6 separate regions of the Homo sapiens genome follow, and all the other regions are linked to region 4. The links are chromatin contacts, found by Hi-C or POLR2A ChIA-PET in ENCODE. All regions are on one chromosome and are shown on one strand. The core of a region is the stretch at or near the end of the contact, and the rest is flanking DNA. Distances in the headings are between cores, read along the strand shown.

Region 1 (4,682 bases), core at 1,164-3,663, 610 kb after region 4:
CAGAAAGCATCTCTTGAAAATAAAATCTTGGATGTTGTAGCAAGTGCTGTGTACATGCTCTTCAGCTCCTAGCCCCATCCTACTACTGTGAAAGTGCATGCCTGTAAACTGCCACCCTCCAGCATCTTTTTCTGGCCATTAGAGCCTGATTTTCCTGAAGATTCAGCAGGTTGGAATGCCAGAGAAGTAATGCCCTACCTGCACCCAGCAGTGTTCCACCAGTGGCTATGGGAGTGGCTCACACACTCCAGCTACCTTCCTTCATGGGACTGGAACCTGGAGTTCCCAAGAGGGATTAGGCTCTAGTTGTCCATGGGGCAGCTGTTTTACTGTCACCTTCCCTGTCCTGTCTCTCTTCCTGTCTCCACTCCCTACAGTGCTCCCAGAGATAACTTCCCAAATTTGCTGCCTGCCCTTGGATGTTATTTTAGGGTTGGCTTCTGAAGGAACATAAACGAAGACAGACAGATGTGCTGGGTAGCTATGTGTAAGATCACACTGAAACATAGCCAAGAACAAGGCACTCAGCCACTCCCAGGTTTAAAATCAAGTTTCCTACTTTGTCTCTCTGGTCTGAATCTGAGTGAAAGCCCAGGCTCCTGCGTCACCTGGGCCACCTAAGGATCTCCCTCCAGCCTCTGGGTGCTGAAGCTCCACCTGCCCTCACCACATCACAGGAAACCGCGAGCACATCCTCCTGCCTTCTCCAGCAGTCTCTTCAGTGAGCGCCTGCAGAACTGCATCTAGAGCACCGGGCCAATATTGTCACCTTCCCTGTCATGGCTTCCTTCCTGTCTCCACTCCCTACAGTACTCCTGAGAGCCGGGAGCACTCCCTGGAGCACTCCCTGATTCGTTTTATCTTCTGCACAACTGTTTGGCTGGAATAGGAAGCAAATGGCATGGAATTTGCATATGAAAAGCCATTCCCACCTGTGTCCTTGTGTCTGTAAGGATAGGAGGATCCAATCTTCTTATCTGGTAATTGGTCAACTGGGACTGAGGGTTAGTGGGAAACCTGTGTGCCCCTACAGGCAGGAGGGGGACGGGGTGACCCTCTCCGGTGGCTCTCAGTCTGCCAGTGTCCCTGGACTGTTTCCAAGCCCAGGGTTCATCTGGGACAACTGGGCAGGGGGCTATCGCTGCAGCCAGCCCCTTCCTGGGTGTACTGATGAATCAGGCTTCCCTGGGGCTCTGGGGAGGGTGATACCCCTTGCCCTCCCCTTCCAGAGCCTTGTGCACTCCAGGTGCTCACCCTGGAGCTGCCTCCCTCCAGTCTTCCAGACTCAGGCTTAGCTGCCTCTCAGCAGCATTTCCCTTTGCCCACAGAGGCCTCCTCTCCTCTCCCAGCTGAGTGTTCACCACTCTTTATTTTATTTTAAACTTTGTTTGGGTTAAAGTGTTTTCTTTCCTCCCTGACCGTTTTTCTCATCTTCTGCTGCCTTTTCCTTCCAGTTGCGGGTTCTTAGGTTCTGAGCCTGGGAAGCTCAACAGTCCATCTGGTGTTTGTAGATGGCCTCAGGGGACCTGACGCATGTCCACATGCCCTTTGGAGCTGAGGGGTGGATAGGACACCTGGGGGCACACAGTCCCCCACCCCGTGCTGCTGGGACAGGACACACTGACCCGAGGCCCCTTCCGGCTTCCTGTGTGGCTCCTGGCCTGGCCATGGGAGTTATGAAATCAGAACTGGTGACTGCCACATGCCTGGGGCCTCAGCCACAGCCAAAACCTAAACCAAATGAAGTCAAATCCCCACCTTAACCCATCTGGAAACAAAAACAGTCCCAAAGAAGAGAGAGACGTGAGCCATTTTGGACAGGTGTGTGATTCTGAAATTGAGGGAATGAGCAAGAAACAGAAATGCGCTCACCAGACCAGTTGCTGCATCCACTGGGCAGTCTGGAGCCGTGTGTGTGTGTGTGTGTGTGTGTGTGTGTGTGTGTGTGTGACGCTGACGAAGAGTTTTGAAACACTGAACTGACAGGGACTTAGAGGTGGAACTGTGTGACCAAATGCTTTTAAAAACGATTAAACTAACTTTACAGAATTCATCCTGAGGAGGGAGAAATGGGCCCTGTTGTAAGGCTCTGGATGTGGGAATTAAAATGCAGGTACTGGCTTGGCCCAAGAGCTGAATGCACTCTTAAGGAAACTGAATCTTTGCCACAGTCGGCAAGCTCAACAGCGATGATTAAACATTTAATCAGACACATGATACTTTGTTGTGTGTTCATTGTGGCTACAGGAAAGGGTGCTGTAACAGATCTTTAAATAGCAAACCCGCGGCTAAATTTCACTTCATCCATCAAAGGCTGCTGCTATGCAATGACCTAATTTTAGCAGCTTATCAATCCCCCAGTGCTTGTTAGTTGATGTAACTTTGATCCTCTGATGCTAGATGACTTTTGTGCTGAATATAGCTAGAATTTAATATGAATCACTTGGATGGCTGCCCAGCTGAGCTCAACTGTATGAGAGAGAGAGAGAGAGAGAGAGAGAGAGAGAGAGAGAGAGAAATAGAGGATTCGGGCTACCGAGGTGAATAATAATATACACATAGGCTTCCTTTTTTTTCTGGGGCAATCAACTCCATATCTCTAGGCATGTATTTCAAGCACAATACCCTTGGACTTTTGCTTTATTTCTCCCTCCTAAACAATGAGACTCTTCTCCCGGCAAACATACATAGGAGGTAATAATAAGCTGCTACTGCCAAGATCTGATGACAGTGTCAATAATTGCAAGACATTTTAAATGAATTTTTTCTAAGCAAATCATTGCCTTTTGCAGTGAGCGTTTATTTCTACATAGGAAGAGAGGAGCTGAGATGTTACGAAGGAGCAGAGAATATCTTTAACAGCCCTCCTCCTCTTTCATTTTCTAAATTATTAGATTGTGCTTTTTTGGCTTTCCTACTGTCTGGCTTCTCATCTGAATTTTGAGATTTCCTTCCATCCTTCTGGCTCTTTGGCAGAACCACCTGTGTCCCAGGCATCCTTCCTGGACGGATGTGGCTGTTGCCTCACTCTTCTCCATTTGCCCTCATTGACATTATTTCTACCCATAAAATAGGGTCCTGTGGTTTATGTTCTTCATTTTCTGAACCTGGCAGGAAAGCTTCCTAGACAGGAGGCCTGGGCAGACACTGAAACACACCGGACTCCTGGATGGGCCTGGCCCCGGACAGCTTGCTGGGGTCTTGCCCACCCTGTCACTCCACCACTTTCTCATCCAAGTTGGGAGAGTCTTTTCATTTCCTCTAATTTCTCCTTCCAGGATTTAACCACTGCCTGCTTAAAACCTCCTCCACTGCAGATTGGGGGTGGGGGGGTTGGGAGGAAATACAGCTTAATCTGACTTGGCCACTGGTTAGCAGCTTGGTAGAGGAGGAAACAGGACTCCCCATCTCAGGGAAGTCTGTGGATCTCAGGGTATTTCATCTCCCTGGGATTCCTGTGCTATTATCTAGGGTGTCCTTTGAAGAAGCTGTCATGGTACAGGAGGCCTTTTCAATGGATATAAGATGCCTTAAGATCCTGAGAAGAAAGATTCCTTTAAAAAGAGATAATAAGCTTCTGTAATAAAATGTCCCAAATGAAATTTACTTTAAATACACACACTGTTCAAACTAGCTTCTAGGTAGCTTGAGAAATGGCAGTGCCACAGCAGCGGTCCCCAACCTTTTTGGCGCCTGGGACCGGTTTTGTGGAAAACAGTTTTTCCATGGATGGGGGTAGGGGAAATGGTTTTGGGATGAAACTGTTCCACCTCAGATCATCAGGCATTAGTTAGATGATTCTCATAAGGAGTGCACAACCTAGATCCCGCTCATGCTCAGTTCACAGTAGGGTTTGTGCTCCTATGAAAATCTAATGCCACCACTGATCTGACAGGAGGCAGAGCTCATGCGGTAATGCTCACTCACCCGCCACTCACCTCTTGCTGTGTGGCCCAGCCCCCAACAAACCATGGGCCGATAGTGGTTCATGGTCCAGGGACTGGGGACCCCTAATCAATGGGACATTGTGGCTAGAGAGGAACAGAACATTCTATTTTACACTCTAACATTTCAGTAATAACAAAATACTATTTCTACAGACCAGCCCTGTCAACACCTTCATCTTGTTTCACATTTGTGAAGGTCGGGGAGGCATCTGGAGCTTCTTGATGTGTCAGCTCGGAATGCTGCCTGTGGGCTGGGTCGGCTTCAGGCCTGCAGGTCAAGGTAAGGGTGCATCTGTGAGTGCCTGTAGAGCCAGCTCATTCTGAGATTCTGTCCTGGGAAAATCCCGCAGTGGGAGAGTTGGGGAGGGGCAAGGAGGGTCACTTGAGATTCACAGGAGAGGATCTCCGATGTTCATGCCATCCAATGCTCAGACTCATTGGTCATGGTTCAGCTATAACTGTAACGGGGCCAGGTGCTTTGCCTTCTACCCACCAGAACAGATAAGGTGGAACACAGTTTGAGAGGCAGATGAGAAACTCCCTACAGTGAGTATGAAATAATGATGCAAGCACCATAATAATTCAAAGAAACACTTATAGAATGCTTACTGTACCCTCAGGTGCTCTCTAAGTGCTGTCTATAGATAATCTCATTTAATCCAATTCCCTTAGAAGGTAAGTACAGTCATCTCTCAGTATCCATGGGAGACTGGTTCTGGTACCCACTGCAGATAC
Region 2 (4,923 bases), core at 1,071-3,570, 880 kb after region 4:
TGTTGACAAAAAAGGCTGGTGAGTGTATGAGCTAGGTTCTAGGAGCTGGGCTCTGGCAGAATCAGAAGAAGACTTTCTGGTATTGAAGAGGTACGTGGAGCTAAAATAGAGGTTAGGAAGGAAGGAGCTGAGCCCAGTGTGTGCTTCTGGAAGCTGCCTGCCTCACCCTGGCTTCTTTCATGTCCACGTTTACCTGTAGAAAATGGTTAGAGGACTAGCTGCCCAAACCCTGCAAGGGCCACATTATCTGAGCCTGGCACTTAGAGATTATGGGAACCAGGATCAAAGGCAGAGGCCAAAGTTCTGATTAATTTATTATCACTAGTAACATTTTAACTAATAAATCTTCATAGTGTCATTTCTTTCTTTTCTTTCTCCTCTCTCCATTTCATCGATATCATACTTCTGGTTCTGTTCTCTTTCCATCTTATGCATGAAACAAAATACAGTTGCTTCTTGTTATTCACAATAGTTATGCTCTATAAAATCACCATGAAAGCTGAATTTGCAAATCCTGAACAGTTGCTCCTGGGGAAATATGGTGTTAGGTTTTTGTGATCCTCTGGTTACAACTTTTTTGTCAATCAATCAATACAGAACCTTGTTTTATGTGTATTTCTATTTAAAGATATTTATTTCATATATATTGTTGATTCATTAACCTTGAACTCATGGTCAACAGCACAATAACTCATGCCTGAAAGTAGCTTCCCTAACACACGTATTTTCTCTGTAAAGCACATCACAACCTTCTTGCACTTAGAGACACCAGACAGTAAGTACTTTAGCATTGTGTTTGGGGCCATTTTTAAATAGCAAAATCACCCCAGAAAAGCACAAAAATGCAAAAACCATGGACTAAATGGGCCAAGAGAAAAGAAAATGTGTTTATAAGAGCTAAAACAAGAAAGCAGAGTGTCACCTTGTGCGACCTCAACGTATGTGTTGGGTGACTTAAATTTTTCACTGCTTTGTGCACGTCACAAATGACTGCAAAAGTGCTGTGAGTATTGATTTTGGGGTTGCAAACAGATTTAAATGAATAGATGAATGCGGAGATATGGAATCCATGAATCATGAGGACTGATAATAAGTAATTTCCCTTCCGTCTCCCCAACCTTCCCTGAAAAGACCCAACCTCATCCATAAAGATATATAAATTTACCTTGGATGTTTTGGGAAAATAGTTATCTCTATGTAAGACTGTGTTCTTAAATATATTACTCCTATCTCATAAATCTGTGTTCATTTCAGGATTTTCTAGCTTGGCATTGAACCAGAAGAGGTAGCCTATGTCTCTGTATCCCTTTTTATTAACCCATCTGTCCTAGTTATCAAGGGGCCTCAGCCCTGAGATTCCAGGCTTCTGCTTTTCTTGAGACCCACTGAAGCATGGCTCCGGCAGGTGCTGCCTCCTCCCCTCCAGCCCCCTCAACTTCCTGTAGTTCACATTTCCAGCAGTCCTTAGCGATTGAAGGTGTCTCACTTTCACATCCCTGGGCCATTAGAGCCCTCCTATCATACAGAGACAGTGGGGGAAATAAGTGGTTCTCTGGGAAAAGATCACCTGCAAACAATTGTTGCCAAATCCATACCATTTAAGGGAACAAAAATCAGCATAGTGCAGAAAGATATCCAGGCTTATCACGCTCAAACCACACAGCCCCCTCAATGCAAAGCAGCCCTGTTAAGATGTGCCTAGGAATTTCCTCTGCAGCTTGAAGCTGAGAAAATTGTCAAGACTTGGGTGAAAGGAAACTTCATCTGTGGGTTAATTTTCATAAGAAAGAGGAGGCCGGGTGTGGTGGCTCACGCTTGTAATCCCAGCACTTTGGGAGGCTGAGGCGGGTGGATCACAAGGTCAGGAGATTGAGACCATCCTGGCTAACAGGGTGAAACCCCGTCTCTACTAAAAATACAAAAAATTAGCCAGGCGTGGTGGTGGGCGCCTGTAGTCCCAGCTACTTGGGAGGCTGAGGCAGGAGAATGGCATGAACCTGGGAGGCGGAGTTTGCAGTGAGCAGAAATCATGCCACTGCACTCCAGCCTGGGCGACAGAGCGAGACTCCATCTCAAAAAAAAAAAAAAAAAAAAAAGAGGAATGAGTCCAACCAGAGGGAGAATTGATCTTGCTGGTTTGGTCAGGGACTGGCTGATTAATTACAGAGAAATGACCAAGGAAGAGGTGATGTGATGGGACCACCCCACCCAGCACCAGGCTCTGCAAACAAGCATGTTTGACTCATCTGCAAAGGGCTGGGGGCACTGCCTTGTGCGGCAGAATCCCACTGTACAAAAGAAAACATGTGGACACAGACCTGTGGCCTCAACACTGAGGAACAGAACCCCAGCTGCAGGGCCTGAGTTGGCCTTGCATCCACTCCACTGGCTTCGTCAGTAGGTATCACTTGCCCTCCACGGCGCCATCCTGAGGCCTGCCTGTGCATCACACTGCACAGGGTGCCTGGTCTCCAAGGCACAGCCTTACATTGTGCACATTCTGCTGAGCGGTTGACTCTCCCATATTTGCAGGCATACATGGGGGACTTCTTAGTATATAGAGATACACAATTCAGAAACACAAAGTGAAGCTAAGGATGGTAGCATGAGGCATGATTTTTACTAATGTTTAGAAATAGAGGGATATTGAAATACTTGAAAACATTATCCAAACCTTCAACACCAAATTCTCTTGCTGTGCCTTCAGAACTTAAAAGATTGAAAGTGCATCAAGTAAAGGCTGATCTATCTCAACCAACACATAGACATTTTCAAGCTCTGCAAAAGACACTCAGAAATCTCTTCTCTATGCCCACCTTGCCATAATTAACACAGAAAACAGATATTACGCTTTGGTGTTAACATTATGTTAATATAAATGTTAACTGTGTAGTTATAAATAAACAACCAGCCCATCTGGTGCATTTAATTTACAATCTAACTGATTGATTCATTCAATATGCTTGTTGAGCATCTATCACGTGCAAGTCATTATGTCAGGCACCATGTGAGAGAAAAATGAACCTCCTGCCTCCCTGACAACAGGTAGGCAGAAATGGCTCACGAAAGTAAGAGAATAAGGATCTGGTCCGAGAGTTCCACTTTCATCCTGGGGACTGCGTGATTTCCAGGTTCTCTACTATCCTCACGTCTTCTTGCCTCTAAGTGGGACTGGCCAAAGCCACCTGCAGATTCTAGTTCTTGGCAGGACTCTGGCTCATGAAAGCTCACATGTCCGGTTCTTCCTGAGTGTGGTCTTCAGGGCACCCCACCCTCAGGCTCCCTTCTGGAAAGCAGGGTTCTGGGCCCACCTCAGACCCAGCAAATAGGGCATACGGACAAGAAGGGTAAATTTTAAACAGCTTCCTAGGTGATTTTTTTTTTTTTTTGAGACGGAGTCTTATTCTGTCACCCCAGCTGGAGTGCAATGGCACGATCTCCACTCACTGCAACGTCTGCCTCCTGGGTTCAAGCAATTCTCCTGCCTCAGCCTCCTGAGTAGCTGGGACTACAGCGCACACCACCACACCCAGCTAATTTTTTGTATTTTTAGTAGAGACAGGGTTTCACTATGTTGGCCAGGCTGGTGTCAAACTCCTGACCTCATGATCCGCCCACCTCGGCATCCCAAAGTGTTGGGATTACAGGCGTGAGCCTCTGCGCCTGGCCTGCTTCCCAGGTGATTTTTAAGCACTCTAATGTCTGAGAACCTCTGCTATAATCTAATATTGCCCTATTCAAGTGCTACAGTGTGACAGGGAGGCAAGTTGACCACGTTCAGTGTGAGCGAAAGCAAGTTGCCACTTGCCACGGGTGGGGAAGGGAGCCAGGGAGGACAGTCAAGTCACCGTGCTGTGCTGGTGACCGGGCCAGGCTGCAGGCTCAACCTGGGAGACATCTCTGCAGTTCTTCTCCACCAGGAAGAAGTACATGCCTCATCATACAGGTGTGCTCAGAGAAGGGGGAAGGGACGCACACGCAACGCACACACAATTGGTAATTAAAAAGAGAGCTAGCTTTTGTGAATAATTAACAGAACACTGGGTTGCAACCAAAATTGCCACTTAGCAATGTCCCTTGCATGCTCTTTTGAGCAGAAGAGGACAGGGTGGGGTTGCAGCCAGCGGTGTGGGGCGCATATTGACCCTGAGTGGGGCCAAGGATGTCTCCCCAGTGAACTGCACCATCTACCATGTCCCAGGGCCACCTCATCACTCACTCTTCTCTGGGGAAAAACACAAACAACCAACAAGATGCTAGAAAAAAGAACTCACGTTGAATATGCCTGATAGATCTTACTATATTGCTTTTATCTGGGCAAACCACATATGGATGATGAGAAGGGCAGCGCAGTTGCAGGCTTTCCTTGATCCTGCCCTGGTACCCATCCCAAGATCCTTTCCTACTCAGCTGTGAAGGCCTGGGCGGGGCGGGGGGGGGGGCGGGGGTGAGGCCACAGCAGACTGCAATGACAACAGCCGGCAGACCTAACATCTCTTGTCTGTGCCTTAGTGCCTTGCTGAAGTTTCCCGCTTTCAGGCTCTATTTTACTTTTCCATCACTACCTTATGAGCATAATCTTTATGGGGATCCTGCAGCTGCTAGAGAAACCAAAACACCTGACTTAAGCAAAAAGGACACAGTAAATGTGGATTAAGAAATATCTAGAGTTTTACTGAATGTCTATTTAAAAAAAATCGCTAGCATTCTTTTTCCTAGCCAGTTAAAAAATAATTGTGGGTGACTCAGGACTGCAAGATATTACAGGAGCTTATGATGGTCTCCTGAGATTTTATAATTGTCTTTCATAAACCTGAGACATAAATATACTCAATGCTTAAAGCAAAGTGGCATAGGTTATAGGAAGGAGAGAAGGATGCTTTAGCTGCATCATAACTGCAGGCAAGACAAGATGGCAAACCG
Region 3 (4,674 bases), core at 1,261-3,760, 940 kb after region 4:
CTGGCAACCTTCTGGGAGGGATGCTCTTTACCTTGATCTATCTATGTTGGGTTCCAGAATCTTCTCCCTAAATGTAAATGTAACAGGAACTGTTGGTGACTCACTCACACCCCTCTGGCCTGGGGGGTTCTATCTGAGTTGCAACTTCTTCTTTGCCTGAGGACATTCTCCTAAGCCTCAGGAGGCCTCTCTGCCCATGTCCAGGGTGGTTTGAGTGCTAGGGAATTAATAGCCCTGGCAGCCCTCCACCAATGACTGACAGGCCGGTGTCTGAATGTCCCAGCTCCCTCATCCTTCAGGAAGAAGCACAGATTTTTCTGCAGTTTCCTTGTGCTCCAGCGGCTCACAAATGCGCTGCCTTCCCTTCCTGGTCTCACCTTCCCCTCCTGGTCCCATGTCCCTGCTCCCTTGCTGGGGTACCTTGCACCTGCCAAATAAATTCTTTCTACTGGGATCTCAAATCTGCGTCTGCTTCTGAAAAAGCCAAGGTAGAAGGGATGAAAGTGTCCACATTTAACAGTAACTTGGGACTTCCTGAAGATATCCAAGGATTTTTTGGGAAAGACTGAATTTACATTCTGAAATGAGAGCTGGCATCAGTTAAATGAACATACTAATTAAAAAGCTCCCCTTGGCAGGGAGCTGGTTCTTCCTTCTTGTCATGATGGTTAGGGGAGTGGGGTCTGGGTCGCCTCTTCTCGTGACCTAAGTGCTTTGTGATCACTTACATGGCTTGCCCACTTCCCTCTTCAGTGCCTGGTTCTGGATCCTGGTAGCACCTTCATCTGTGCTTGTGGCCAGGAATGGGCATTGCTGCTACAGCCATGGCCCCACCCTGCACACATGGATCTACCTTCTCTTCTTTGTGGCCCACCTTCCTGGCTCAGGGACGCTGCTTCTGCTTGAATTCCAAATGGAAAATGGATGCTCCCCTTGGAGACTGCTTTTCTGTGTAGCAGAGAGCACATTGTTTATACTAACAGTAAATCCATGGATTCTGTCTTCTAATAACAGGTTGGTTATTTACAATGTGCCAGGCATTATTAGAAGTGCTTTGCTTATATTAATTAGATTGTCATAAAACTCTGTGAAGTATGTGCTATTATTTTCTTCATTTTACAGATAAACTGAGGGACAGAGAATTCAAACAACTTGGCCCAAGCTATACATTGAGTAAATGGTACTATCTTGTGTCAGATCCAGATTTGTAATGGAGGAAACCAAAATATTTCACCTCCAAATATCCTTCTTTGACATATTTTGAGGTGGCTGTTCAGAGGGCCTGCAAACAGAGGTAGCCTTGCAAAGCTGTCCTTTGCGGGGAGATTTGCATCTGTACAGAATCAGCATGGTGCAGCCAGGTTTTCTCTGAGGCTAACCCTTGTCCAGATCAAGAAAAGATTAACAGAGTCTGACACCTTAAATTTCTGAAATAAACATTTACCATCTATTCTCTCTGAGGACTGCTACCTGTAAGGTTTCACCTGTATAATAAGACCACATTTGCAAGCCAGACCTCCTCTTCTCTTCCTCCCATAACCTGCCTTGACATCATAACCTGATTTACCACCGCAACCAGTTTTTGGCCGTACTCCAAGCCCACATTTTTTCTGTAACCTTAAGCTGTGTATAGGCTGGATGTGGTGACTCCTGCCTATAATCCCAGCACTTTGGGAGGCCAAGGCAGGAGGATCACTTGAGGCCAGGAGTTCAAGTTCAAGGCAACATAGCGAGACCCCCATCTCTACAAAAAGTGAAAAGAATTAGCCAGCCATGGTGGCACAGGCCTACAGTTCCAGCTACTCAGGAGGCTGAGGCGGGATTGCTTGAAGGACTGCTTGAGCCCAGGAGTTTGAGGCTACAGTAACCATGATCCTGCCATTGCACTACAGCCTGGGCAAGAGAGTGAGACCCTATATCAAAAGCCTTTAAAAAGATAGTGTAAAAGTCTCAACCTCCTTACCATTTCTTGGAGATCTTTGTAAGATTCCTGTGCACATTAATAAATATGTGTGCCTTTTCTCCAATTAATCTGTCTCTTGTCAGTTGATTTTCAGTGACCCTTCCAAGGGCAAAGAGGAAGTTTCCCCTTGGCACCCACAGGAACAACTGCCCCTCACTACCTTCTGCTTCACAGTTTCAAATGACTGGCCACTCACCAAAAGGCAGAAGAGGTTCATGAGTTCCTCTTTTTCTCATTTGCACTTGACCTCTTTCTCATAACACACATCCAGCCATGTCTTCTACATATTTTTTTCCCCAGTAAAACATCTGTGACTCATAGTTGTAAAAAATCAAATGAAATAGTAAAAATGTTTTAAAAGTACATCTCAGGGCTGCTTCCCTTAGAGGCTGCTGCTGCGCAACACTAAAGGACATACATGAAGGTGTGAGAGAGCAGCGTGACATGTGTCCCATGGTCCCCATGGTTTATACACTTGGTTTTCCAGAAAGCATCTCTGGTCAGCACAGATGCAGAATTTCTGGTTCAGTGCAGTTGGCTGAGCACTTGTGCTTAATGCCCCACCCACAAGAGACCCCATTGAAAACGATTTTGAAAGAGGGAACAAAATGTCACTGCAGACACCACTGGAGGTGAGGTGGCAGGTGGGATTTCACTTCGGGCCAGATTGAAGACTGGTTGAAACAGGGAAGAGGCATGCCTACCAGCACCATGATGGTTTACGACTGCCGTGCCAACACCTGGAAGTTACCACTTCTGTTCTAGAAATTTCTGAGTAACCCACCCCTTAATTTGCATGTAATTAAAAGTATGTATAAATATAACTGGAGAACTGCCTCTGAACTGCTACTCAAACACACGGCCTTTGAGGTATCCTGGTTCTGCAGAGGCAGTCACAGAGCTGTAACACTGTTGCCCCAATAAAAGCCATTTTTTTCTACCACCAGCTCATTCTTGAAACCTTTCCTGAGTGAAGCCAACAATTTTCCCAGGCTAAGCCCCAGTTTTGGGACTGGCCTGCCCTGCATCAAGTGGCATTCCTAGCTGCTCTCACAGAAGGCCTATGCCCTCCCTGGAGCCTCCTCAGTGCCGCCGTTCTGAGGAGGGTCCTGCCAGTTCTCTAACAAAGGATTCCATCCCAAGGTCATCAGGCACCTCTCCCCCTTATCCAGCTAGCTCCAGCCTATACTTCTTACTGCTCAAAAGAGTAAGCCCAACCAATACCTCCAGAAGTGGACCCCATATCAGCCCCTAAAAGTCAAACCTGTGTCCCTTGCAAGAAGTAGCTGATGAAAATTGGGGAGCACTTAGAGTACATGTGCTATTTTCTATGTCTGATTTGGCTGTATTTAACAAAAAAAATTTGGCTAGTTTTCAGAGGATCCAGAAAAGTTTATAGAGGAGTTTTTTAAGTTGACCATGTTCTTTAATTTAACTTGTCATGACTTGCAAGTATTATCATTTACTTGCTGTGCTATGGAAGAAATGCAGTGGGAAACGGGTGTGGTTTAGCCAATGAGTTATGACAAGGTTAGAGAAATAACTCAGGGAAAATATGAAAGTCCCACTCTGTTTCAGGGTCGTTTGGTTGAGGCACTCAAGAAATATACTAACACAGATCCAGACTCCTCAGAAAGGCAGGCTCTCCTGGGTATGCATTTTATTACTCAATCTTCCCCTGACATCAGGAAAATGCTACAAAAAGCAGCAGCAAGGGGGTCTCACACCCCCATAATCCAACTCCTAAAGACGGTTTTTGGAGTTAAGAACAAAAGTGACAAAGGAGAAGAAGAGGCAAAACCATAAGAAATAGCCAAAAAGTGCAATTATTAGCATAAGCTTTAAGCCCTCTTCCTCCTCAGGGTTACCCATCCCAAGAAAGTGTCACAAGATCAGTGTCTGGAATGCCCAGATGAGAGCCCCAAACTGACTGGCCCCTGGGTCAGAATCAATGTGCCTACTATGAACAAAAGGGCTGTTGACAATGAGACTGTCCTAACTGTCCCTACTGACAGAGAGAAAAAACTCTCCATCAATTCTAGAGCTAACCTTCTTCCACTAGCCCCAATGAGCTGCTTTGCTCAAGTAAGTTTACTAGGGATCTTAGATCCTTTACCTGACAAACAGCTTCCTGCAGTGGCAGACTAGAGGCTGCCTGAACATTTTTCTTCAGTGTTCCACTGCTGGGTGAGCTCTCCAGCAGCTCAGAGACTCAGGTCTCCCCTTCAGTAACACAGTTTGCCCCCTCCTTTCCTTATTGGCTGCTACAGGATCCCCTTCCCTGCCTCTTCCTGTCTTCCATGCCTATTGGGGCAAATAAAGTTTGGTCAGGTAGACAGGTCCCAGTTTTGTAAATAACTTGGATCCTGTTATCCTGCATAGGCCCTTTGTTTGAAGTGTTTGTGTGTATAGACAGGTATTGTGGCATGTCCTGTGTCTAGCATGCTATCAGATTGGCTTATAAATAAAAGAGCAAGAATAAATTAAACATGTAAGTCTAGTCTGAACTTGTTAGTTTGAAAATAATATAGTGCCTTTTACAATTTAACTTTAAGGTAAACCACTGTTGTTTGTAGGTTTTGAACTGGTTAAAATGGCTTTAAATAGCAAGCTTTTTGTGTAGTTGAAAACCTTAAAATTGTGAAATGGTTCTTATCTACAGAATGCCAATGTCTGTTGGGAAGTTCAGGATTTCTTGCCTCCTAGGTTTA
Region 4 (4,678 bases), core at 703-3,202:
AGTAAACTTCTAGTTACCTAAAATAGTTTTCAATGTGAACTTCATTCGCTTAACATAAATGTTACGTTTCTCTCCTACAAAATACAATTGACCATGTTCACAAGGGTTCTCTTTCTTTTTTCCCTAAAAGTAATTTTAGTTCACAGCCAGAAAAAGGTCCTTCAGTTTAAGAAGGGGGGGGGGGGGTAGCATAAATACCAGTCCCTGGACAAATGTGTGTGTCGAGGTACGTGAAAGCCACAGATGGAGAAAGTCAGTCCCCACCTGCGAAGGTGGCATCGTGGGAGGTGAGGTCCCTAAGGCAGGGTTTCTCCCTCTTGTGTTCACTGCTGGTCCCCAGCACAGAGAGGCGCTCCATAAATAATTGTTCCCACACACAGATACACACTCATATACACATATACTATACACACACCACGTTCCATACACACTACACATATTCATATATAAGAGCTGCTCTCTGCTGGCACGGAGGTCCATGGACGGGGTGGGAGGAGACTCACGTGTTGTGGGGGCTCCCTCTCTAAGGCAAGTGGTCCCATAAAAGCGAGCAACGCTTTTCTTTTTTAATTTCAGGTAAATTTTCTTCGAGTTTTAGTTATTATGCAGTAAGAGTAAACTTCTAGTTACCTAAAATAGTTTTCAATGTGAACTTCATTAGTTTAACATAACTGTTACATTTCTTTCCTACAAGATACAATTGACCATGTTTACAAGGGAAAGTGATCTGGTAAAAGCTGGCTTTATTATGTGGGTTCTATAAATATGCAAACTCATTGCACATGTAGTGTTCCCTTTTAACAAATTGTATTAACTTGATTATCCCTTCGGGATTTTTTTTTTTTTTTTTTGCTGAAATAACCTAGTCTATATAAAAACCCAATCTCTTCCTTGTATGTGCAAGAAAACTAAAGTGCTTATTAGGAAAGCTGCGTGTTTAATATACTGTGGCCAACACGATTATTTGGAACAGCATTTTTTGGTTAAATTGTGGGTGAAATGCTCTATCCCAAATGCAGACATGCGGTATTAGAGACTAGACCACAGAAATCCCGATGGTCAAACTGATCCGATGTGAGATTATTAGATTAACCTGGACCACAGATGGAGATCTCAGTCTGCTGGAGGCCTGGTGCTATTCTGGGCACAGGGATGGGGCAGAGAACCAAACAGACACATGAAGGGAAGGGAAGTACATTCTACAGGGTTGGGAAGCTCAGTTCCCTGAGGAAAACGCAGCTGGTGAGGGGGATTCCTTGGCCTGAGTGGGTAGTTTAAAGAGTCTGGTCGGAAAGCCTTTCCACTAGTCATCAACTGTGCCTCTAAAAATCACTGTAACTAAGAATCATCTAAAAAGGTGTCTGCACCTGAACCCGGTGATGGCTTCTTCATCCTCTTTAACTGCAAACAAAAATGTGCAGGCTACAGCAGCACAGGCAGCTTATTTGCCAAGAGAGTGTAACATAAAACTGAGAAAGTCACTCTCATTATTTAAAAAAAAAATGCATCTCTGAAAACTGTAACTTCCCAGTTAGTGAAGTTAGGATCTCAGGATCATAGAAAGCGGGAAAAATGACTGGTGGTGAGTCATTTGGATTTGTATGGGAGACAAGAAGCCACTCTTAATCCACATGATTAGCCACACCGGAACCCTTAATTGTCCTTCAAGCAGAAATGAAGGAACTGGGAGAAATGCCACTAGAAAATGAATTCTAATTAATTCATTCATCCAGATCCTTCTCTCTTTTCCCTAAAAATAATTCTAGTCACAGCCAGAAAAAAGGGCAGGAAAGCAGTTTAAAGTGGGGGGTGTAAATACCAATCGGTGGAGAAACCTGCGTGTTGAGGCATTCTCAGAGTGAAAGCCACAAATGGAGGAAGTTGGTCCCCAACTGCGAATGGCATCATGGGAGGTGACGTCCCCAGAGCAGGGTTTCCCCCTCTCTTGTGTTCACTGCTGGTGAAGAGCGTAGGTGCTCCATAAATAATTGTCCCCACACACATACACAGATACTCATACACATACACCACACACACAATTTCACACACACCACACATACCACACACACACCCATACACATACACCACACACACACCCCACACACATTCCACACATACCCATACACATACACACCACACACATTCCACACAGACACCACACATACCACACACACACCCATACACATACACCACACACACAACCCACACATATTCCACACATACCCATACACATACACACCACACATACACATACACCACACACACCCACACCCACACACACGTTCCACACACACCACACACACTCATACACACACACCACACATACACCACACACACCACACACTCATACACACTGCACACACCCACACCCCCACACACATTCCACACACACCACACACACTTACACACCACACACACCTTCAGCACCATACAGACTCATACACACATACACCACACACAGACACGTATTCTGCAAACACCACACACATTCACACACACACCATATACACATTCACATGCACACTTATACACACACACCACACACACCACACACATCTTGCACACACCACACACATACACACCACATCAACCCACACCACACACACACTACACACACACACCTCATATACCAGAGACACATACATAACATATACACACCACACATTTCACACATACCATACACACCGCTCACATATCACACACGCCACATACACATCACAGATAACACACACACCTTGCACACCTCGCACACAAATTACACACACACACCACACATACAGCACACACATGTGCACACACACAAACACTCCAGAAACACCACACATCACATACACAACTCACACACCATCCACACATACACCACACACCTCACACAACCTCACACATACCACAAACACCACACACACACCTCACATACCACACACATACACCACACACATCACACACCACACACCGCAAACATGCACCACACACACACCTCACATACTACACACATCACACACACCATACACATACACTCCACACACATATCACATACATACACTCCACAAACACCAAACACACACCTCACACACACACACCACACACAAACACATACACACCATACACACCTCACACAAAAACACACATCACACAAACATACATATATACATACATTCCACACACAAACCAAACACATCATATACACAAATGCACATACACAGCACATATACCACACACACACAAACCACACAACACACACACACCAGACAAACCCTACACACACCACCCACACATCACACACCACACACCACACACACACAGACACACGCACACAAGTTTCTCTTCTACCCCAAGGAGTGCAATTATTTGTTCACTGGTTTTCTTTCTAAAAATCCTCATTGTGAATTTCTGGTAAATAAAATTCTCCACCTCTAAATTTTTTAGCATTTAGGCTGTTTCTAAACTGTTGCTCTTCTAATGTCATAGTGAACATTCTTGTGCACCAAACATTAACCTGCCACCTTACCTGACTTAGCCGAGTGTGGGCTCGATGGTTGCAGTTACCATCTTTGTGTGTTCTTGCGGTGCCAGCGTGATCCTATCTGCTTTTCTTGTTCTCTGCGTCTTACCTTTATTTACCTTTGTTTTGATTTGTTTTTTGATACTGTTTTGCTTTTCTCGAACTCAAGTTGATTTTCTTCTCACAATCTATGTCCACAGATGGAAGTCAGGGGAACAAAGTTTCGTGTTTCACCGGAAGCCCCTCCTTTCTCCCCCTAACTTGGCTTCAAGTGCAGCCAAGTAATAAAGCCCTCACACAAGGCTTTGTGGTCACAGGTCTTGGTGACCGTGCGCATGAATTCACATGTGCAGAAGAAAAGTAAAACACTTTTCCTGCACTTCCCTCCTACCATGAAGTTAAATTATTGAACTTTTGAAGGCGACTTCTCTTACACCAAGTAAAAATGTCTGCATTAGTTTTCATTTGGATTAAAAAGTAGGACACCAATACTGATACGGGATGAAATGGGGTGCATGTTGGGTGCTGGTGCTCTGTCAGAAGTTAATCCTTCCGTGAGTTCCACTGCCAAATGCCAGGTGACCATCTGCCAAAGCCAGACACTAGAGTGGTGAGGACACGTTTCAATCAGAATCAGTAACTTTTTTTTTTTTTTTTTTCGAGACAGAGTCTTACTCTGTCGCCCAGGCCAGGCTGGAATGCAGTGACACAATCTTGGCTCACTGCAACCTCCGCCTCCTAGGTTCAAGGGATTCTCCAGCCTCAGCCTCCCAAGTAGCTGGGATTACAGGTGTACGCCACCACACCCAGCTAATTTTTGAATTTTTAGTAGAGACGGGGTTTCACCATGTTGGCCAGGCTGGTCTCAAACACCTGACCTCAGGTGATCCACCTGCCTCGGCCTCCCAGAGTGCTGGGATTACAGGCATGAGCCACCGCACCCGGCCTCAATTAGTAACTATTGGTAATAGGAGAAAATCCAGCATGAACGCATCAATCTGAACAGAAGTGACCAGGCATTTTAAAGGGAGGATGAGGGACTAGGGAGTGGGTGAGTAGGGGCTCAGTGGAGCCAGGGAAGTAAAAAATTACAGAGAGCTGGGAAGGCGGCTCTGGTCCATGTGAAACCCATGTGGATTTGCTAACTAACTGACACATATCAAGATTAGGCTCCTG
Region 5 (4,583 bases), core at 479-2,978, 830 kb after region 4:
TAAGGTGCCCTGGCACTTCTCTTCCAAATGATACAACTGATTATACTTCTGTTTCCATCACCTTGTGTGCTATTTTAAAATTTTGATCTTACAAGTCATGAACAATACAACCATGTGTGTTATTTCAGGTTTCTTCTGAATTTTGAACTGATGAAAAAAGTAAACCTTTGACAAATCTTAAATGCAATGAAATTTAGGCTGTCTTCAGAATAACCTAGATACATGCATAAATAGGTAGTGTATACTTTTTTCTGGTCATAAAACTAGGGGCATATTCTTTGAGCACTGTACTTTTTAATTTTTCTACCTAACCATGTATAGTAGACATATTTCTAGGTCAGCACATGCAAATAAGTCACTTTTAAAAGGGTTGCATTGTGAGCTTCCTGTGAATCTGCTATGACTGATTGGACCAAACCCTGCGGAGCAGTCGTCAGGCAGTTTCCAGATTTTTGCCGTGGCAGCCCGTGCTAGAGTGCACATTACCAGATGTGTGTGTTTGCTCTCGGAAGGAGCTGCTGGATCAAAGAACACCTGTGTTTTTCAGTTGTGATGCTGCACAAATCTACCCTGTCACGCATGGTTTCCCGAGTGCCAGCGTTCGTTTGCTTCCACAGCTAGCACTTTTCTTTGATCTTGTTTCACTTTTTATTCCTTTTTTTTTTTGAGACAGAGTCTTGCTCTGTTGGCCAGGCTAGAGTGCAGTGGCACGATCTCAGCTCACTGCAACCTCCACCTCCCGGGCTCAAGCAATTCTCCTGCCTCAGCCACCAGAGTAGCTGGGATTACAGGTGCCTGCCACCATGCCTGGCTAATTTTTGTGTTTTTAGTAGAGACGGGATTTCACCATGTTGGCCAGGCTGGTCTCGAACTCCTGACCTCAGGTAATCCACCCACCTCAGCCTCCCAAAGTGCTGGGATTACAGGCGTGAGCCACCACGCCCGGCCCACTTTTTATTCTTTTCCATTTCACTTTGCTTTGTTTTCATACAGAAATCTTCCACTACCCTATCTTTTCGGTAGTTTTGTCTCTTTTTGCTGCTTCCAAGATGGCTTTTATTTCCCTAGTGGCTTTTTTTCTTCATTGATTGTCCAAAGACAATCTTTGGTTTACTTTTTAGTTTAGTTTACTTTTTAATGGTATGCTGTTTAATATCTACAGCAGTTTTAGAATTGGCCCCATGTTCTTTGACTCTTTGACACTTCTCCTCAAAAGGGTGGTTCTATCTATCCCATCCTTTGAAGCTGGTGGCCTTGGCTGCTCTGACCAATAGGATCAGGTGGAAGTGACCCTGAGGTAGTTTCTGGGCCTGGTTTTATAGGCCTGGCAGCCCCCACTTCCTGCCTCTTGGGTAACTGCTCTCAGCCCGCAGCTGCCATGCTGCCCAAGGGAAGCATGGGCCCAAGGGAAGCCCAAGGGCCCCAAGGAGAGGCCATGTGCAGGTGAGCTGGCTGACAGCCCCGCAGAGGTCTCCAGCATGGGCTGTGTCTAACCAGCTGCTCAGTGGCTGAGTAGTGTGAGTGAGCAGAGTGGAAACGGTCCTCCTGTCCCTCGGGCCACTGTGCAATCCCCTGTGTGAGCAGACGCACTGAACCCTGCCTACCTGGCCCTGCCCACACAGCAGGACGGCAGGGAAACCAACACCTGGTGGTGTTTTTGGCAGTAAGTTTGGGGTGATTTGTTATACAGCAGTGGATAAGGTGCCCAGCATTCATGTTTCATTTTCTCTATCTCCTCTGTGTCCTTGTTTCAGACAGGCTGTCTTCTTTTCTGTAATGATCATGATGAGGTACATCCAGCATTACAACAGGCTTCTTTCTCCAGCATGTCCCATGCTGGTCATCCTAGGCTGCTGTCTTCCTTGCTCTGTTTCCCTGCTATTTCTATCCAGGCCCATGCTGATGCCTTTCTCACAGTGGTTCACCTCTGAAGGGGCTTCCTTCTGGGAAGCTACTGTATGAAGAATGGGGTGAGGAGGGCCAGCCTGACCCCTGCTGTACTCTCGCCTGGCCTTTGTGCTCAAGATGGTGGAGTCTGCCTGCCTGCCTGGGAGCTTGGCTCTTGTGGCTTACCCTTCATGCAGTCCCTTTGCTGGCCGAGGTCCACCATTCCCCATCACCTACCAGTCCATGGACTGCCTCTTAGGGAAAGGTGAGTGGGTGGGTATTGTCACTCAGGGTGGGGTCTCTGACCACTGCAGGGCATGAAACACAGGATCCTATCTGCCACCCACTAGGTAGATTTTGAAGGTCTGCCATCTATTTCTGAGCATGTGGACTTCACCAGAGACTAGCAGGGTTGTTAACCTGCCTTCGGCACCCTCTTTGACTCAGTGGGATTGGTGCCATCACGTTTTCCAGTTGGTTAACATAGACCCTAGGTATACACCACAGATGAGTTAATATGAAGATAGAGCTTTCTTATCTTTTCTTCTTTTAGTTGTTATTGGTTCATTTGAGGGTTCAGAGAGGGGTCAAGTTATATTAGCAAGGGGATTGGTCACTGTGAAATTATTTTTTAGGAAGTCCAAACCTGCACCCAGAACTAGTTTCTACTTTATGTTTTGCTGGAAGTCCACCCTTAATTCTTGATAATCTCTGCCTCACCAAACCAAGGGGCATATTTCTTTTAGCTTCAGTCACATAACTATCTAGATCTCTTCTTTCCAGCACTGCATCTATTTTTTGACACTTCAACTCTTCTGGATACCAGTTAAGCCAATAGAACAATTTCTACATATGTAGTGGACATACACAGATGACGAGTTTATTTGGTAAATCTTCACTTTCTAACTTTTGCATGTATAGGTAGGTGTTCATTAGAAAGTTATTTTGGAATAGCTCCAAGCTGCAATATTGGAGCTCTGAACTGCAGTACTGGAGCTCCAAGCTCCAATAGCTCCATGCTGTGGGACAGTGTTCCACCACATGTTATGAAATGTCCTATCAGAAAAGGATGCCATGGATGAATCTGGTTTGAGAAATGCAGTGCAGTAAACCCTCTACTGAGATTCGTAATGTTAAGTAGCATGAAAAGGGCTTCGGGGAAATCCTGCAAGAATCAAGCTGTCCAATGCAAACTTTTCAAATTAACTTAATGAAGGAATCCCATTCTTCTTTTTTCAAAACAAATCTTCACTTAATACCTCGATTCCTGATCATTCCATGAAACATAATTTAGAATATACTACTTTGAGTAAATCTCAAGGTGTGATATTATTTTTATTTTTTAAACAGTAAAATCAAAGATTATAAGAACATATCTTACATAGTTATTTTTCAGTAGCAAAACTGCTTTTTGAAACCATACCAATAATAAAATAAAGAAAACGTACATTTATCTTGCATTTTTTACCACCTGCTGCTCTGAATATTAGCTAAGTTGTACTTACCTTGTAGTAGTTTTCATCAGCACGCAGTGCTTTGGAAAGTCCGAAATCACTGATCTTGGCGTAATGTTGGGTAACTAGCAACACATTTCTTGCAGCCAGATCTCTGTGCACAAAATTGCTCTCCTCCAAGTACTTCATGCCCATGGAAACCTGATGAACCAGTTCTATGATGTTCTTATCCTTGACATGTCTGAAAGTCATAATGATCTCATCAGCTATAACAGACAGTGACCCATTTCACAACAAACAACCATGCTCCTCACGCAGGCAGTGGGTGAATCTACTCCTTCCCTCTTCTTAAACAACAAAACTCACGAGTGGTGACAAATAACTTTGTTAGCATATAGCTCTTCAGGACTCAATGCCATATTCTCCTGGTGTTCAATGGGATTGAGTTTCCTGGCATGCTTGGAATTGCAAGAAAAGCAGTATAACAGAGTAGTCAGGCCTGGCTCACAGATAGCCAGGCACCACCTCAAATCCTTGTTCCAGTATCACACAGGTCACAGAACTAACCCTGAGAATCAGTTTCTCACCTACAAAGTCAGGGTAAGAACACCTCCCTTCCATGGAGACTAAAGAGACAATCTAAGTACAAACGTAGCACAGCAAATGAGGCAAGCTCCTCGGTGGCCATCATTCTGTCTTACTCCAAGTGAGTTTCTTCATCTCAACAACAGCTTTAGATGAGAAGAACACAATTACTCCCTTGATGGATGTAATCAATTAGCAGTGATTGGTATTTTCAGAAGTCATCACTCATGAGAACATAAGGTCAGCCAAACAGATAAGACTTAACTGTCACCTCTTAGAAAAGCATTTATTTAAAATGTTTCTTTAAAAAGAAAGTGTTCTTCCCAGTGAGAAAGGAGATTCCATGTCAAGATATTCTGAGGCTGAGTCTATCACTAGGCCAAGACTGAATGACTACAGGAAGAAAAAAAAGACAAAACTGTCAAATGAGTTCTTCTCTGAACAACTAGAGCTAACAGAGCTGAATCCAAAGACTATGTCTCCCTGTCCCTCTGTCAAGGTCCCTGAGTATGGACCAATAAAGGAAGGCACAGGAGGGTGGGAAGGCTTCCCAAGGAAATCAGGCTGCTCGGCCCATCCAGGGGTGGGCCCTGTCCCTTAGGGGATAGCTTCCAGATGTGTGGGGGCACCTGACAATACCTGTTCTGCTGCAAATAC
Region 6 (5,049 bases), core at 1,896-4,395, 640 kb after region 4:
CTTGGGAAGGTGGAGAGTTGCGAAAAAGAATGTGAATGGCTGGGCTTAATGGTGCGAGTTGGTTTTGTGTGCTCTAGGGTTAGAAGTCTGTTTTTCCCATGGGAGAAGGGTTTTGTCTTTCTGGTCCAAGAACTCGAGGACCTTGCTAGAAGAGCGTTCCAGCCACATTCTCTTTTCACCTGCTTCTGGAGTTTGGGGTTGAGCAGCCTGGAGTGCACAGAACCTTGGCATCCCTGGTTCGGGGTTCCGCAAATGGGCCAAGCCCACTCTCAGAGCTGTGCGGGTGAATCCAACAGTGCCTGTACCCTGCCTGCTCTGGAAATGAGGCCCCTGGAGAAAGGAGGCCTGGACTCTGGAGAGGGGACACCAGTCCTGGGGCCTGGCCAATAGACAAGGACACAGGGATCTTTGATAAACAGGGTTTGGCTTTCTCCTCAGAGTTGTGATTTCTTGCCTGGTTCCCAGGAGCCCCTGGGAAGCTGGACCTGGAACACTGGAGCCTGATATTCTCTGTTGTGGGGAATCCAAGGTGAAGTGTGGCCACGCCTTGGGCTGTTCTGGAGAGCTACAGCGGGAGAGAAGTTCATGGAGTTCTGTGACACAGTGACTGGCCAGGAAGCCCAGAGCAAGAGGCGACAAGACACAGCCAGATCAGGGAGAAGGCCTGCCAGCAATCCAGACATCCACGCCGTGAGCTTTCTGCAAGCCCTCAGGCAGGGCTCCGGAAGGCCACCTCTGGGATGGTGGGGTCCTACAGGTGGGCAGAGCTGGGTTTACTTTAGCAAGATCATATGTTCAGAGGTAAAGCCCATGGGGGTGAAGACTTGGCAGGTGCATTCCACCAATCTGGCCATGGGAGGAAGGACACCTGTGCTTTTTCTGAGTGGCCACGTGTTTTTGTGGCTCTAGGAGTCAGGGTTACAGCCAGATTAAGAAAAAACAGAACCCCAAATGCTGTGAATTTCAGGCTTCTTTGGCCATTCGGGTAAAAAATAACCTGTGCCAAGTGGATCAAGCTTGATGTGGGTGCGAGGGAAGCAGCATGGTGCTGTCATTTCAATCAGGGCACAAACACTGGAGAGAAAATAAATACTTTAGAAGGCACTTGACCTTTTAATGTGGAGTTCTAAAAATGGAGATTGAACACAGTGATGCTTAACAGAGGCAAAGAGAGCCAGGCTGCTATCAGATTCTTTCTACCCAAGAGTCTGGCTTTCCTCCCTGGCATTAGCAGGGCATCCCTGTTACCCAGGTGAGCACAAGAACAGCTGTTACCTGGATGAACCTAAGAACAGCCCTATTACCTGGGTGAGCACCAGAACAGCCTGTTACTTGGATGAACCTGAGGTTAGTTCTGTTACCAAGGTAAGCTGGGAACAGCCCTATTATACAGGTGAACCTGAGAACAGCCTGTCACCTGGGTGAATCTTAGAACAGCCCTGTTACCTGGGCGAACCCGTGAACAGCCCGTTACCTGGGTGAACCTTAGAACAGCCCTGTTACCTGAGTGAAACTGAGAAACCTGTTACCTGGGTGAACCTGAGAACAGCCTGTTACCTGGGTGAACCCGAGAACCCTGTTACCTGGGCGAACCCGAGAACAGCCTGTTACCTGGGTGAACCCAAGAACCGGGTTACCTGGGTGGCAGCTCTCCTGTTGGCTAGAGGAGCTGAGGCTGGGCGGGGCACCCTCTTGTTGAGTACAGACGGTTTTGTTTCTCCTCCTTGCTTTGCTTCGTTACTATGTTAATCTCTTCCTCTGTATGTTTTAGCAGCAAGTGTATTCTCCTGGTTAGAAAACAAGAATCTCTTGCCCAGCTGGGCCTTGTCCAAACCCTAACATTTTCTTTAAACTTCTTTCAAAGCGCTGGGTTGCAGTCTGTGGTGTGGGACGTCCCTCATCCCAAAGCACTCTCCTGGCCCAGGGGAAGAGAAGATGGGAAGGGCTGCTCTCCTTCTGGTCCTCCTTTCTCCAAAGTCCCTCTCACCCTGCAGGGAGAGCTGGCCATACATGTCCTGCTGGGCTAGACCTCTGATTTTTTTTTTTTTTTTGAGACGGGGTTTCGCTCTTGTTGCCCAGGCCGGAGTACAATCAGGCAATCTCGGCTCACTGCAACCTCTGCCTCCCAAGTTCAAGTGATTCTCTTGCCTCAGCCTCCCAAGCAGCTGGGATTACAGGCATGCGCCACCATGCCCAGCTAATTTTGTATTTTTAGTAGAGACGGGGTTTCTCCCTGTTGGTCAGGCTGGTCTTGAACTCCCGACCTCAGGTGATCCACCCTGCTTGGCCTCCCAAAGTGCTGGGATTACAGGCGTGAGCCACCACGCCCGGCCGACCCCAGTGCTTTTTGGAGTCACGTGGGGCCTGTGCAATCAGAGGGCCTTTTGTGGGGAGTTATCTGTATACAATGGGCTTTCTCTTCAGGCATAATTTTAGCACATTTTAATAGGAAAATTCTGTCTGAAAGTATGCCAACTAAAAAAATCAGATTGTACAGAGTGGATAAAAATACCCTGGCTACTCAGCCAAATGCCAGCCCTCCTAGTCCTTATGGCTCCAGGGAGAGTCCCATTTGCTGGGCGCTGCCTCCTTTCCAGCACCAGGAGAGTGGGGGGGTCAAAGGCCGTTTGTCCTCTGACTGCCTTTTTCTGCAGGCAAACTAAAAGTGACCTGAGTGCTCGGCCAGGGGCATGTGGAAGGGACTGGGAGTAGCCCTTGGCCACCGAGGTCCAGTGGAAGGGAAGGCTGGCCACGCTGCTGCAAGGTGTCCCAGACTCAGCCTGAGTGTCAGGCCCCTCTCCTCCCTCACTCTCTCCCTCCCTCCCTCTGCTTCTCTTCTCTCCTCCCTGCTGCGAGGGACTTTTCCTCGATAAGGATGCTGGGATTTTGAACTTGGGATAGGGAGGTGAGCCGCTCTCTGAGCTCTGTGGAGTTGATCTCTGCATCTGCCTGTGTTCAAGGCTGTTTTCATTGACTGTCTCTGTGGTACCACGAGCCACAGGATGGGATCAGCTCTTTTGTTTTCATTCAGATTTCATGACTAATTTCTGCACTATCGATCACCCCCCACAAGCTGGTGACTCACTCTCTCATCAAGGAGGCCGGACCCCACATCCCTCTGCCTTTTCTGATCTGTTTACGCAGCACTGACAGAGGAGGTGAGAAATCCAATGAGCATTTTTCTTTCTGAGTCAATTGTCTGATGAAGCAAGAAGCTGGGAAGCAAGTGAACATCCTTTTCTCAAAGTCTGGAAAATGACAGGAGCTTGCCGTGCTGCGTTCCCTGGAAGTGCGAGTAGAGCAGGTGTCCTCCTATCTCATGGTAATCTCAGGCCGCTCTTGTCTGCAGAGGCCCAGGGAACTCTGAGCCAAGTGTCATGTGTCTGCAGACGCATCCGCAGCAAGGGACAGCTCAGATGCCAGCAGCTTCCGGTGTGCTCAAGGGTGCCGGCCAGGGCCAGAGGGGAGGCAGCTTCCCAGTGCTGGCCGTGACTTACAATTTATAACTCTGTGAGCAAGCCATGGGGTGGTGCCCCTGTTGGGGTCCCTGCCTCTCTGTCAGGGAGAGTTTGTCACCCTCATTCCCATAAGAGGGCCTCAGGCCTGACCACAAGATGGGTGTGGCAGTGCAGAGAGCATGTTGGCAACTCGGAAATGGGAGAGGTCAGGGTGAAATGTGACCGCAGAGGTGTAGGCCGCCCCTATTTGCAGCTTACCCTTGACTGAGATTTTTTTTTTTCTTGAGATAATGCCTAGCTCTGTTACCCAGGCTGGAGTGCACTGGCACAATCTCAGCTCACTGCAACCTCCGCCTCCCAGGTTCTAGCCATTCCCCTGCCTCAGCCTCCCGTGTAGCTGGGATTAGAGGCACCCACCACCATGCCCGGCTAATTTTTGTATTTTTAGTAGAAAAAGGGTTTTGCCATATTGACCAGGTTGGTCTTGAACTCCTGACATCAAATGATCCTCCCTCCTTGGCCTCTCAAAGTGCCGGGATTATAGGCGTGAGCCACCGCACCCAGCCTTTACTGAGATTTTTAAAGAGAATGCAGGCCGGGTGCGGTGGCTCACACCTGTAATCCTAGCACTTTGGGAGGCCAAGGTGGGCAGATTGCCTGAGCTCAGGAGTTCGAGACCAGCCTGGGCAACATGGTGAAACTCCGTCTCTACTAAAAAAAAAAAAAAAATAATAATAATAATTAGCTGGGCATGATGGCCTGTGCCTGTAGTCCCAGCTACTCCGGGGGCTGAGACAGGAGAACTTCTTGAACCTGGGAGGCGGAGGTTGCAGTGAGCTGAGACGGTGCCACTGCACTCCAGCCTGGCGACAGAGTGAGACTCTGTCTCAAAAATAAATAAATAAATAAATAAATATAGATAGAATGTGTTTGAAGTCCTTGTGATGAATTTAGGACAGTAAGCATGTTGATAGATCTGCCAGGCTACAGTTCAAATACTGTTGAGTTCCATGCAATAAACAGTTGAGCTGGTTCTCTCCAACCCTCCAGAGGAATAAAGCCATTACTTGATGCTGGGTTCTCACTGCCTGTGCCGTGCACCCCTCTGGCAGCGTGGTGAACCTTATGGATGCCTGATCAGAATGATGTTTCTAATATATGAAATAAATAAAATAAATGATATAGTTTGGATGTGTGCCCCCACCCACCCCTCAAATCTCATGTGGAATTTTCATCCCCAGTGTTGGAGGAGGGGCTTGGTGGAAGGTGATTGGATCATTGAGGTGGATTTCCCTCTTGCTGTTCTCATGATCGTGAGTGAGTTCTCATGAGATCTGGTTGTTTAAAAGCGCATAGCATCTCCTTCTCTCTCTCTTTTCCTCCTGCTCTGGCCATGTGACATGCCTGCTTCTTCTTTGCCTTCTGCCATGGTTATAAGTTTCCTGAGGCCTCCCCAGAAGCAGAAGCCTGTACAGCCTAAAGAACTGTAAGCCTATTAAGCCTCTTTTCTTTGTAAATTACAATCTCAGGTATTTCTTTATAGCAGCGTGAGAACAGACTAATACAATAAAACACATGGGATGGGTGTATT

What was found. A loop is a pair of places that touch in the nucleus more often than their neighbours do. ChIA-PET counts read pairs that join two places held with the same protein, here RNA polymerase II (POLR2A). Pooled maps may share reads with other maps.
Region 1: a pooled map shows a loop between it and region 4 (5-fold over the local background). The contact joins two enhancer-like sites. A Hi-C loop is called at or near these places in 5 of 50 pooled maps. POLR2A ChIA-PET finds 5 or more read pairs at or near these places in 3 of 52 experiments (CD8-positive, alpha-beta memory T cell, GM10248 and activated T-cell).
Region 2: a loop to region 4 is called in a map with no recorded cell type, with 6 times the contacts of the local background. The contact joins two enhancer-like sites. A Hi-C loop is called at or near these places in 2 of 37 single-sample maps with no recorded cell type and 2 of 50 pooled maps.
Region 3: a loop to region 4 is called in a pooled map, with 4 times the contacts of the local background. The contact joins two enhancer-like sites. A Hi-C loop is called at or near these places in 4 of 37 single-sample maps with no recorded cell type and 4 of 50 pooled maps. POLR2A ChIA-PET finds 5 or more read pairs at or near these places in 1 of 52 experiments (T-cell).
Region 5: a loop to region 4 is called in a pooled map, with 5 times the contacts of the local background. The contact joins two enhancer-like sites. A Hi-C loop is called at or near these places in 3 of 50 pooled maps. POLR2A ChIA-PET finds 5 or more read pairs at or near these places in 3 of 52 experiments (AG04449, PC-9 and activated T-cell).
Region 6: a loop to region 4 is called in a pooled map, with 6 times the contacts of the local background. The contact joins two enhancer-like sites. A Hi-C loop is called at or near these places in 1 of 168 maps with a recorded cell type or tissue (MCF 10A) and 10 of 50 pooled maps. POLR2A ChIA-PET finds 5 or more read pairs at or near these places in 2 of 52 experiments (CD4-positive, alpha-beta T cell and GM10248).

Annotation. Positions count from the first base shown.
Region 1 is chr9:91,097,967-91,102,648 of GRCh38, reverse strand. LINC02937 (long intergenic non-protein coding RNA 2937) reads left to right here. Exons shown (of 6, transcript NR_184105.1): 4 at 1-980; 5 at 4,101-4,227. Among named protein-coding and RNA genes, the nearest start is that of LINC00484, 19 kb to the left of the region's middle. Within about 2 kb of position 2,413, at least 21 of the 41 ENCODE cell types and tissues checked have a DNase peak (open chromatin) inside an H3K27ac peak, as active enhancers do.
Region 2 is chr9:90,827,755-90,832,677 of GRCh38, reverse strand. All of the region lies in intron 1 of SYK (spleen associated tyrosine kinase), which reads right to left. Among named protein-coding and RNA genes, the nearest start is that of SYK, 28 kb to the right of the region's middle. RefSeq lists an enhancer at 1,676-1,745. Within about 2 kb of position 2,320, at least 4 of the 41 ENCODE cell types and tissues checked have a DNase peak (open chromatin) inside an H3K27ac peak, as active enhancers do.
Region 3 is chr9:90,768,032-90,772,705 of GRCh38, reverse strand. No RefSeq gene overlaps it. Among named protein-coding and RNA genes, the nearest start is that of SYK, 31 kb to the left of the region's middle. Within about 2 kb of position 2,510, at least 2 of the 41 ENCODE cell types and tissues checked have a DNase peak (open chromatin) inside an H3K27ac peak, as active enhancers do.
Region 4 is chr9:91,709,450-91,714,127 of GRCh38, reverse strand. No RefSeq gene overlaps it. Among named protein-coding and RNA genes, the nearest start is that of MIR3910-2, 75 kb to the right of the region's middle. Within about 2 kb of position 1,952, at least 7 of the 41 ENCODE cell types and tissues checked have a DNase peak (open chromatin) inside an H3K27ac peak, as active enhancers do.
Region 5 is chr9:90,877,763-90,882,345 of GRCh38, reverse strand. SYK (spleen associated tyrosine kinase) reads right to left here. Exons shown (of 14, transcript NM_003177.7): 10 at 4,566-4,583; 11 at 3,393-3,582. Among named protein-coding and RNA genes, the nearest start is that of SYK, 78 kb to the right of the region's middle. RefSeq lists a silencer at 1,982-2,194. Within about 2 kb of position 1,728, at least 3 of the 41 ENCODE cell types and tissues checked have a DNase peak (open chromatin) inside an H3K27ac peak, as active enhancers do.
Region 6 is chr9:91,069,842-91,074,890 of GRCh38, reverse strand. LOC100129316 (a long non-coding RNA gene) reads left to right here. Exons shown (of 4, transcript NR_033912.1): 1 at 1-1,365. Among named protein-coding and RNA genes, the nearest start is that of LINC00484, 47 kb to the left of the region's middle. RefSeq lists an enhancer at 3,089-3,994. Within about 2 kb of position 3,145, at least 6 of the 41 ENCODE cell types and tissues checked have a DNase peak (open chromatin) inside an H3K27ac peak, as active enhancers do.